Linked DNA regions of Homo sapiens: region 2 is linked to region 1. Evidence: chromatin loops called from intact Hi-C (ENCODE). Cell type or tissue: Caco-2. All regions are shown on one strand. Links, peaks and the distances in the headings refer to the core of each region. The heading gives the core; the rest is flanking DNA.

Region 1 (5,381 bases), core at 229-5,228:
CCTTACATACTGGGAACACTCCTCCTGCTACATAATGGTAGTGGAGGAGGAATACCAACACAGAGAGAAAAGCAGCACTGTCAAGCCTGGGAGGAAATGAGGGAAAAGATCATGGAAAATCCAAGAACAAGGAAAAATTAAGAAACGGAAGACAAATGTGAACAAAACAGTTTCCAAAGCCCAGGAGAGCATTTATAATGTAGACTAATGTAATTAGTCCCTGCTTCTTATCTCCAGAGCCAATTAGCCAATAATCCTTTTTGTGTGTTGTTTTAAAAAAATATTTATTTGTTTATGTTTAAATAGAGATGGGGTCTCACTATGTTGCTGATCTCAAACTCCTGGACTCAAGCAATCCTCCCACCTCAGCCTCCCAAAGTGCTGGGATTACAGGCATGAGCCACCGCATCTGGCCAGCCCCCTACACATTTCTTAAAAACATGAAGCCAGAGGCTCCTTCATTAACAACTGAGCATTGAAACAAAGCCCTCCACTGAACACTTTCAAGGATACCTTGAGTCCTTGCCAGGGGAGGCTGCCTCGAAGGAAATACATGAACATATGGCCTAGGGCTTCCAAATCATCTCTCCGGCTTTGCTCTAAAAGGGAAGACAGATCACACATTATGTTTGCAGTTATTAAAGCAGAAAGAGGTTCAAAACCAAGTAATCCCTTCAGAAACCCTTCGGCTCTGGAAAGGCTCTGCTTACTAATTACTTGTATATTTAAACCAAGGATAGTATTTTAGATCAAAACCCTAAACCGATGTGTACTTCCTTTGCCTAGATCTGTTGATGGTAAGTAAATATCAAGAGAAAAGAGCAAATTCTGAATTAAAACCAAGCCCAAATCACTAAACAGTGAATTTCCACCCCTCACTCAATGCTGTCACCTTCCTGAAAGTGATAAAATTTTAATGAAATGCTATTTCCAGTATATGGGCTACAATTACCTTTTAGTTACCACCAGAGAGTGAGCAGCAGATTAAGCAACCCAAACTGTTAAAACAGTCCATTCTGGCTAGGCCTGCAAAGATACAAGCTGCAAAATGCCTAGCAAACATGCCAAGTGCTTTTTATTCATCATAAAAATTAACACTTAAAATTAAGTTTCATATCAATGAACATCAGTACATACTCTCTTGGCTCCCATTCAATTTGTACCATGTCCTATAACCTCAAAAACATTTTAGAATTTATTACTAAGGTCTCCTCAAAATTAGATGGGTAAGGCTACACACATCTGTAGTGCCAGCTACTTAAGAGGCTGACGTGAGAGGATCGCTTCGGCCCAGGAGTTCGAGATAAGCCTGGGCAACATAATGAGACCTCATCCCAAAACAAAATAAAACAAAAAATCAAAGTCCCTGCATTCTGGAAGCGTATCTAAAACAAGTTGCTGGGTTTTTCTCTCCTTTTAATTGGGAAGGTGAAGATGACAAAGAACTGCAAAATAGTTAACAAAAAACTGCAACTTCATCTCAGAAAACATCCTACACATTCTTTGATTGTTAGAATCTAAGTAGTACACACCTTCGTTTCTTTATTCTTTTTTACAGACAGAGTCCTTGCTCTGTTTCCTAGGCTTGAGTGCAGTGTTGTGATCATGGCTCACTGCAGCCTCAAATTCCTGAGCCCAAGGGACCCTTCTGCCTCAGCTGAGTAGCTAGGAATATAAGTGTGTGGAACCACACTCGGCTAATTTATTTATTTTTATTTTTTGTGAAGATGGGATGTCGCTATGTTGCTCAAGCTGGTCTCAAACTCCTGGCCTCAAGCAAATCTAACATATCAGCCTCCCAAACTGCTGGGATTACCCATGTGAGCCATTGCACCCAGTCCATGCATTCATTTTGAATTTGCCAATTATGGTTTAGTCTCAGATTTCTTTTTTCTTTTTTTTTTTTTTTTGAGACAAGGTCTCGCTCTGTTGCCTAGGCTAGAGTACAGTAGCATGTTCTTGGACACTGCAGCCTCGCCCTCCTGGGCTCAAGTGATCCTCCCACCTCAGCTTCCTCACTAGCTGGGACTACAGGCATGCACCACCATCCCTGGCTACTTTTTGTATTTTTTATAGTTACTGGGTTTTGCCATGTTTCCCAGGCTGGTCTTGAACTCCTGGGCCAATCAAGCAATCAACCAGCCTTGGCCTCCCAAAGTGCTGGCACTACAGGTGTGAGCCACCACACCTGGCCCATCTCAGACATTTTATGTGTTTATTTTTCAGAATCAAGTTTAGGGCTTTATCTGAATAAACTACAGAAGCAAGACTAAGAGGCTACCTTCAACTTGATTGTGCTTTCTTTGTACAGAAAGTAAAACCCAAGAGAGCCAGAGAAAGCCACTCAGCTAACTCAAAATACAGAAGTGCAACATGTTTAACTATTGCCTTAAATTATAGGGAATTTGCATGAAAAAGAATAGTAGTCTACAGGGTAGATGAAGAAAGAAAAGGCAACTTTTTAAATAATGATTTGATGGAGGTTGTAAAAAGATGGTTACTAATGGGAAGGAGAGGTACCCTGACAGAGATAAATAACATAAAACTGAGTTGGTATACAACAATTGAAACAATCTTAAAAAGAATGAAAACAGCATGACCATCAGAATCCTTTGTCTACATGGCTTGTCTGAAGTTTGCAATAAAATATTCATAATTGAAAAAAAAAGCAGTTATACAAAAACAGTTTGTTGACACAACCTAAGGATGCACAAATGAAAAAGAGAAAAGAACAAGGAGAGTTGAGTGGAGGCCTCCCACAAAGCAGGGCAGATAGAGAAACGACTCTGCAGTTTCTCATACTGTATCACACCTACTCATTGCCTCTCCATTTTTATATCCACTTCCTGTAACAAGAAGCCCCTTGGTTATTAAAAATTCACTGGACAAATGTTTGAATTTTAAACAGTTGAGCACTAGAGGGCGAAAACTCTCCACATTTTCAATATTGATCAGGCCTACAGAAAAAAGATTTCACAGCAAAATAAATTATGAGATTAATATATTTTTAAAACTCACTGGAATAAGTAATAAAGTAACTTTTCAAATCCTGAGAACTATGAAAAAGAACTATAGAATATGGGACAATAGGAAAAATAAGGGTTCCTAAATCAGGAAGGGTACCTAAATAAGGTACCCAAAATAAGGGTACCTAAATCAGCTCAACGATTTAGGTATCTAGATCTTGGTTTATCCTTTCCACTAATTTAATCCAGTGAAATTAAGCATGGTCAAGTCACCTACTTTGGGTCTCAGTTTCCTCATCTGAAAATAAAGTGTTCAATCTGGGGAGAATTTGAAAAGTCATTTTCCAGCTCTAAAATTCTAAAATAATCTGATAACTTAAGCCTTTAGGGCCTTTCAGGAAAAAAATAAGAGTGAAAACCAGAGCATGCTTTATTTTCATACGACTTTGAACACTCCACACTTGTCCAATTCATTATTTCTACATGCCCTCATTTTTTCATGCAGCATATTTTCATTTTCAAAGAAGAAAGGTTTCCAATACCAGTGAGACCAGCAGGACACAAAATTCTTCAATTCTTCTGATTGGTTGAAAGGTGTGCTTTCATCCAATCAGAAAGATGTGCTTGGTTTACATGCATAACATCCCTGATTTTAGGTTAAATATATTTGTTGAAGGCAGGGAGCAAGGTAACCCAGTGTTCTCACCCTAATTTCAACCATTAAATAATATAAATTGGGCTTCTCAGTAAAAGCTTAATCAGTGGGAAGGTGGCTACTATGGTCTGGATTTCTGTCCTTCCCCCGGACCCCCCAACACACACAAACCTCACGTTGAAATTTGATCCCAATGTTCGAAGCTGGGCCAAATGGAAGGTGTTTGGGTCATGGGGGTATATCCCTCATTAACTGATTAACGACCTCCCTTAGGGATGAGTTCCCAAGAAAGCAGGTTGGTGAGAAGAGCCTAGCACCCCCCTTCCCATGTGATCTGCACATGCTGGCTGCTCCCCTTCCCCTTACACCATGAGTGGAAGCAGCATGAGGCCCCTGAGGCCCTCACCAGATGCAGATGCCAGTGCCATGCTTCTTGTACAGCCTGCAGAACCCTGAGCCAAATTTAAAGGTCTTTTCTTTATAAAATGACCCAGCCTCAGGTATTCCTTTATAGCAACACAAAATGGACTAAGTAAGTGTGGCTACTCTGATGTGGCAACTAATGCAAGGTTTAGGAGGCTTCTTCTCTTGTCCTCCTCCTCTGTAAAATTAAGAAGTGATTTTCTCAAAGCCATTTGAAAATACACATCTCAGTCATTTCTTCTTTGCAACACAAAAAAATGCAACACATTTAAAAACCAATAGCATTAGAGTTCCTACAAAAACTTCTATCGTTTGAGGCATGGGAAAGAGTTTAAAAAGCAGTGACAACTTTCTTTATGTATTCTCTGTAATGCAGAGAGCACAAAATATGATGACAGGTTAGATTTGACCTGAAAAACTCTGGTACTCAGTAAGCCAAGTCTGGGGGTAAACTCAAAAGTCCCGGCAGGAATGGCAGTACACCAAGAGATGAAACAGACTGATGCACAGTAGATGCTTAAAACAGATTTTGTTGAATAAATAATAATCGGGATAATTACAATATGGACTGATATTACTATTATCAGGCATTATGCTAAACATTTTACATACATTATCTCATAGAACCATATATTACAGGCATAATTATCATACCCATTTTATACATGAGATAACCGAGGCTGAGGGAAGAAGGTTATTGGATCAAAATTACATAGCTATTAAGAAAGAGCGCCAGGATTTGCATCCTTTTTCTTAACCACTACTCTGTATCTTATACAAACATAACATGAACACCCATCCCTTGTCTGTTCTTGTCTTTCCTCTTAAGAACAATAAAATTAGTACACAAATGGCTGAGCCCAGGAAGTGGGCATTAAAACAACTTCTAGAGTTTGTCAGTTAAACCACATAATCTTAAGTTTATTATTTAAGATACAGTTTTTGTTTCCTTGTAAAATGGAAAATTACTTGTCATTGTGAAGGAAGAAGGGGATGCTGAGCACTATGCAAGAGACCTATGTCAGACATGGTGCTTTCACATATATTATCCATTCAACCCTCAAAATATCCCTGTGAAGCATTACCCTCATTTTACAGAGGAGTTTCAGTGAGATTAAGTAACTTGTCCAAAGTAACGCTGATAGTAAGTACCAGAGGACCTCTAGTCTAATTTTAAAGTATTACATTTACTTAAGTGAGGATTTCCATGTGGTTACTGAAAAAATCTTGATAACATCATAATTTCAAATCGAATTGTATCATACTACTTTGTAATGCCATTTTTTACTCTTCACTATCACTTGAATTCCTCAGGTGAATAACCTGTGTAGTTTACT
Region 2 (5,381 bases), core at 177-5,176, 170 kb after region 1:
TTGTTTCTACTTATTTATTTACATTTATAAAAATAGCAATGGGGTTTTGCCACGTTGTCCAGGCTGGTCTCAAACTCCTGGCTGAGGCAACCGTCCCGCCTTCGCCTCCAAAAGAAGGAATGGCATATAAAAGATAGTGATCTTTTGGTTCACAGTTTTCCCAAAGGAACCTTACAGGAATGCTTTTACTACTAGAAAACATACAGCAGCAGCTGGGCGCAGTGGCTCACGCCTGTAATCCCAGCACTTTGTGAGGCCGAGGCAGTTGGATCATGAGGTCAGGCATTTGAGAACAGCCTGGCCAACATGGTGAAACCCTGCCTCCACTAAAGATACAAAATTTAGCCAGGCATGGTGGCGCATGCCTGTAATCCCAGCTACTTAGGAGGCTGAGGCAGAAGAATTGCTTGAACCCGGGAGGCGGAGGTTGCAGTGAGCCGAGTTCATGCCACTGCACTCCAGCCTGGGTGACAGAGCGAGACTGTGTCTCAGAAAAAAAAAAAAATATAGCAGCAACAGGTTCAAACCCAACTCCACTGATTTAGTTGTGTGACCTTTATCAAGTTATATAACCAGATATTAAATTTCCTTATCTTTAAAATAAGGATATTACCCATTTCATACATCCAATTATTCGGATTAAAAATAGAGATTTTTAAAATGCCTTAAAGGATGCATTTATTCAACATATATTCAGTAAGGGCCTATTTAGTTGGCTCTGGTGATTCAACAGTGGACCAGACGATGAGATGCGGCTCTAATGAAATTTCATCAGGCCAGGCGTGGTGGCTCACGTCTGTAATCCCAGCACTTTGGTAGGCTGAGGCGGGAGGATTGCTTCAGCCCAGGAGTTCGAGACCAGCCTGGGCAATGTGATGAAACCCCATCTCTACAAAAAACACAAAAATTAGGCGGGCGTGTGGTGGCATGCGCCTACAGTCCCAGCTACTTGGGAAGAGCCTGAAGTGGGAGGATCATTTGAACCCTGGGGTCAAATCTGCAGTAAGCTGTGATTGCACCACTGCACTCAAGCCTGGGCAACAGAGTGAGACCCTGTCTCAAAAAAAAAAAAGAAAAAAGAAAAGAAAAAGAAACTTAGTCTAGTGGTACAGGGTATAAGTTACTCTAAAAAAATTCATCAACTTCTATTTCCTTTTATCTGAAGAGATAGAAATAGTAAATGTTTTCTAATGAAATGTTTATAATAGGGAGAAATTTGAATTGACTTTAAAACCCATGAAGTCCTAAACAGTGTTCACCTTTATGTTCTTAATTAAATCTTGTAGCGTTAATCTCCCTGTCTGCCAAATTTCCTACTGAAAGGAATGAGGCACCAGATGGCAGGGCATTTTCTCATCTACTCCACGCACAGAAGGAGCAGCGTGAAGCTATTTCCTTTGCCGGGTTTCACTCCTACTCTCCCAAAGACAGTATTAGGAGCTGCAAAGTTGGAGAAAACCCACAGACATCATACTCAAACAAACAAACAAACAAAAAAGAGTAAGGAAGAAAGGAAAAACAAGCAAACAAAAACAAAAACATTTTTATTAAAGTTTAGTAGACATTGCAATGAGCACTCAGCACTGTTAACGATTGTTCAAACCCTTAATCTACTAAGGGGGCTTTTAAATAGCCTCTAACAATATTTAAATAGCCTCTGTTATTATTAAGAAAAATAATAGCTGGGCGTGGTGGATCACGTCTGTGTTCCCATCACTTTGGGAAGCTGAGGCAGGCAGATCATGAGGTCAGGAGTTTGAGATCAGTCTGGCCAACATAGTGAAACCCCATCTCTACTAAAAATACAAAAAAATTAGCTGGGTGTGGTGGCGTGCACCTGTAATCCCAGCTACTCAGGAGGCAGAGGCAGGAGAATCGTGTGAACCCGAGAGGCGGAGGTTGCAGTGAACCAAGATCACACCGTTGCACTGCAGCCTGGGCAACAGTGCAAGACTCTGTCTCAAAAAAAGAAAGAGAAAGAAAAAGGAAAATACTAAACCAAAAAACAAAAATTGATAGGCTGGCTGTGGTGGCTCATGCCTGTAATCCCAGTAGGAGGATTGTTTGAGCCCAGGAGTTTGAGACCAGCTTAGGCAACATAGTGAGACCCCCATCTCTACAAAAAATAGAAAAAAAAGCCCGGCGTGGTGGCATGTACCTGTAGCCCCAGCTACTTTGGAGGCTGAGGTGGGAGGATTGCTTAAGCCCCATAAGTGGAGGATGTAGTGACCAGTGATTGCACCACTGCACTCCAACCTGAGCAACAAAGAGAGGCCCTGTCTAAAAAAAGAAAAGAAAAGAAAAATAGGCTTGAAGATAAGGTGTGTCGGTCCTTAACTCCAAGGCTTGAAATTCCCTTCCATGAGACCTCCCCCCCACCTCTACCCTAGCCGGCCAAAAGGCCCAGCCTCTCTTATTATATCACAGGGCAAGGAAGAAATTCGGGCGTGAGTACCTCAAGAAAAAGAAATTCATGGCAAGCCAGGGGCTTGCAGGTGCCAGGACTGATCCCCTAACTTTAGGAGGGCTCTTCTTACCTTTCCTCGATGAAACTGATGTCGAATTAGTGGCAGAGGTGGAAGAACCAAGCACCTTTCTGGGGGCTCGAGCAGCCACCACTGTGAAGAGAGGCAAAAAAGGGTGTTCAGAAGGGGCAGGAGGGTTCCGACACCGAGTCCTGGACCCCAGCAGCTTGGAGAGGAGAGCCTGGCGATCCAGAACAGCAGGATAACCTTACCCTGCCCCTGCGACTTCCTCTTCTAGGTAAAGGGGCCAGGCGGCTACTCCCTGGCTAGCTAGATGAGTTTGGCGCACAGGGCCCAGGGGGACCTCTGGCGTCTGTCGCCCGTGGCCAGGCTGCCGGGAGGACCCCCCCGCCCTCCAGTACCACACTCGATCGCCTCACCTTTTCTGTAAGTGCCTGGAACACTGTCTGCTTTAGTCCGCACCATGTTCAAACAAGAAGAGAGGAGAGGAGAGAACGAACTGACTTCCCAGCCGAGGGTGTTTCACTGGACAAGGACCCGAAAACTATCCCGCCACAGTTTATATTGGTCTCTTTCCCGCGCGCTCCAAGGTCTCTCCCGAGCCACCGCTCCCATTGGTTCCGCGCCGTTCCCCCTGAACCAATTGCCAATGCCCAGTGGTGACAGCGGCGAGGCTTCTTGCAGCGCGAATCCGTCCATCAACACGCAAAGGCCTAGGATTCGTAGGCGCCCCAGGTGGGCGGTACCAGGACTCTCCAGGGGTACCCGACTAGTGGGTGCTAAGTTTCTGAACTACAGAAATGAGCCTGCTTAGAAAAGAAAACCTAGCAAAGACAGCGAATTACAAACGATCTTCAAAAGTTACTATAGCTTTAAGTCCATAATGATTGACTCCTGGAGGTGAAACCTGAAATTAAGCGGACTTTTTGATGCAAATCAAAATTAAAAGAACTTGAGAACTTTCCTTTAGTCCCCCAGGCATGAACTCTTTGTACAGCATCCATACTAAAACAATTCTATGGAATGGGGAAAAGGAAGCTAATACAACTTGTTTACAAGGGTTTTTTTAAATGTCTTTAGGATGATGTGAGACTAAACAAAAACTAGGGGGATTGTATATACATACACACATAAAAAGAAACTAATAAAACGTCTTCTTGAGAACCGAATGGTGTCAGAGCTCCTAAATAATCTGCCAAATCTGCCAGGAGCGGGGACTCATGGCTGTAATCCCAGCACTTTGAGAGGCCGAGGCGGGCAGATCGCTTGACCCCAGGAGGTCGAGACCAGCCTGACCAACACGGTGAAACCCGTCTCTACAAAAAATATACAAAAATTAGCCGGGTGCAGTGGCATGTTCCTGTAATCCCAACTACTCGGGAGGCTGAGGTGGGAGGATGGCTTGAGTTCAGGAGACGGGAGATTGCTTGTGCCTAGGAGGGAGAGGTTGCAGTGAGCCATAATCACACCATGCACTCCAGCCTGGGCGACAGAGCGAGATCCTGTCTCAAAAAAAAAAAAGAAAGAAAGAAAGAAAAGAAAAGAAAGAAAGAAAAGAAAAGAAAAAAGAAAAGAAAGGCAAGGCAAGGCAAGGAAATGAAATGAAACGAAACGAAACGAAAAGACCCTGCCAAATGTGGTAAGACCACATCGCTGTCACACAGTGAGCATAACTCTAGGATAAAGGGTCATAATTTTTTTCTATCTTTATGCTTACCTTCTAATTACTCACAACACCCCTGGGGAGTGATTTTCACTCTCTAAATACCATACATAAAACAGAATCGGTCAGGCATGGTGGCTCACACCTGTAATCCTAGCACTTTGGGAGGCCGAGGCAGGCAGATTGCCTGAGCTCAGGAGTTCGAGACCAGCGTGGGCAACATGGTGAAACCCAGTCTCTACTAAAATAAAAATAAAAATAAAAAATAAAAAATTAGCTGGGAGTGGCGGCATGTGCCTGTAGTCCCAGCTACTCTGGAGGCTGAGGCAGGAGAATTCCTTGAACCCGGGAGGCGGAGGTTGCAGTGAGCCGAGATCACGCTACTGCACTCCAGCCTGGGCGACAGGGCGAGTCTCCGTCTCTAAAAACAACAACAAAAAACAGGATCAGATGAACTTGCTTTGGGATGTATTCTGTTAAATGCTCACTTGAAAGGCTACTCTAGAAGTGTAAACACAGCATTAATTCTCTCCAATGAATTGCTCGAACTTAGAATTAGGCTACTCAGTACTTTAACAGAATCAACAACTGCACTCTGTAACACAGATTTAAGGAATCTAGGCAACAGGTTAAATTAACACAATAATAGAAAATGTATTGGCAATTACCTGTAGTTTTGTCTTAACCTTGGTATCTAAGGTTACAGCCAAATCAACCGGAAAAATCCACAAGACCCAGGGCATTCCTTTGTTTTTTGTCCTCATGGCCCATCTCATTGCACAGTGGTTTTTTTGTGTGTGTGTTTTTTTTTTTTTGAGATGGAGTCTCACTTCTTCGCCCAGGTTGGAATGCAGTGGCGTGTTCTCGGCTCACTGCAATCTCCGCCTCCCGGGTTCAAGCAATTCTCCTGCCTCAGCCTCCCACGTAGCTGGGATTACAGACACGTGCCAAAACACTCGGCTAATTTTTGTATTTTCAGTAGAGACAGGGTTTCACCATGTTGGCCAGGCTGGTCTCAAACTCCTGACCTCAAGTGATCTGCCTGCCTCAGCCTCCCAAAGTGCTGGGATTACAAGTGTAAGCCACCACACCTGGCCAGCACAGTGGTTCTTAAATGCCATTATTTCCTTTCCAGTTTAAGTGGCTTCTACATAGGTCTGAATTACTTAATTTGAACTTATATTCCAGATTCCTGCAGAAAGAATAAGATAGTCTTTTCTCCTTGCCCACCT

The links. Peaks named below come from ENCODE experiments on the same cell type or tissue, not always from the same donor. Only the 100,000 strongest peaks of a DNase experiment are listed, where the experiment ranks them.
Region 2: a loop joins it to region 1, with 8 times the contacts of the local background. A loop is called at or near these places in 6 of 110 quality-filtered maps.

The regions. Positions count from the first base shown.
Region 1 is chr15:64,206,996-64,212,376 of GRCh38, forward strand. CSNK1G1 (casein kinase 1 gamma 1) reads right to left here. Exons shown (of 12, transcript NM_022048.5): 7 at 514-599. Among named protein-coding and RNA genes, the nearest start is that of PPIB, 47 kb to the left of the region's middle. In Caco-2, for the core only: CTCF peaks have their summits at 2,938 (motif pointing right) and 3,154; no DNase peak of the experiment used is centred there.
Region 2 is chr15:64,378,421-64,383,801 of GRCh38, forward strand. PCLAF (PCNA clamp associated factor) reads right to left here and starts at 3,021. Exons shown (of 4, transcript NM_014736.6): 1 at 2,906-3,021; 2 at 2,538-2,618. The coding sequence starts at 2,951. RefSeq lists an enhancer at 2,682-3,192. In Caco-2, for the core only: no CTCF peak of the experiment used is centred there; a DNase peak (open chromatin) is centred at 3,141; H3K4me3 peaks cover 1,778 bases.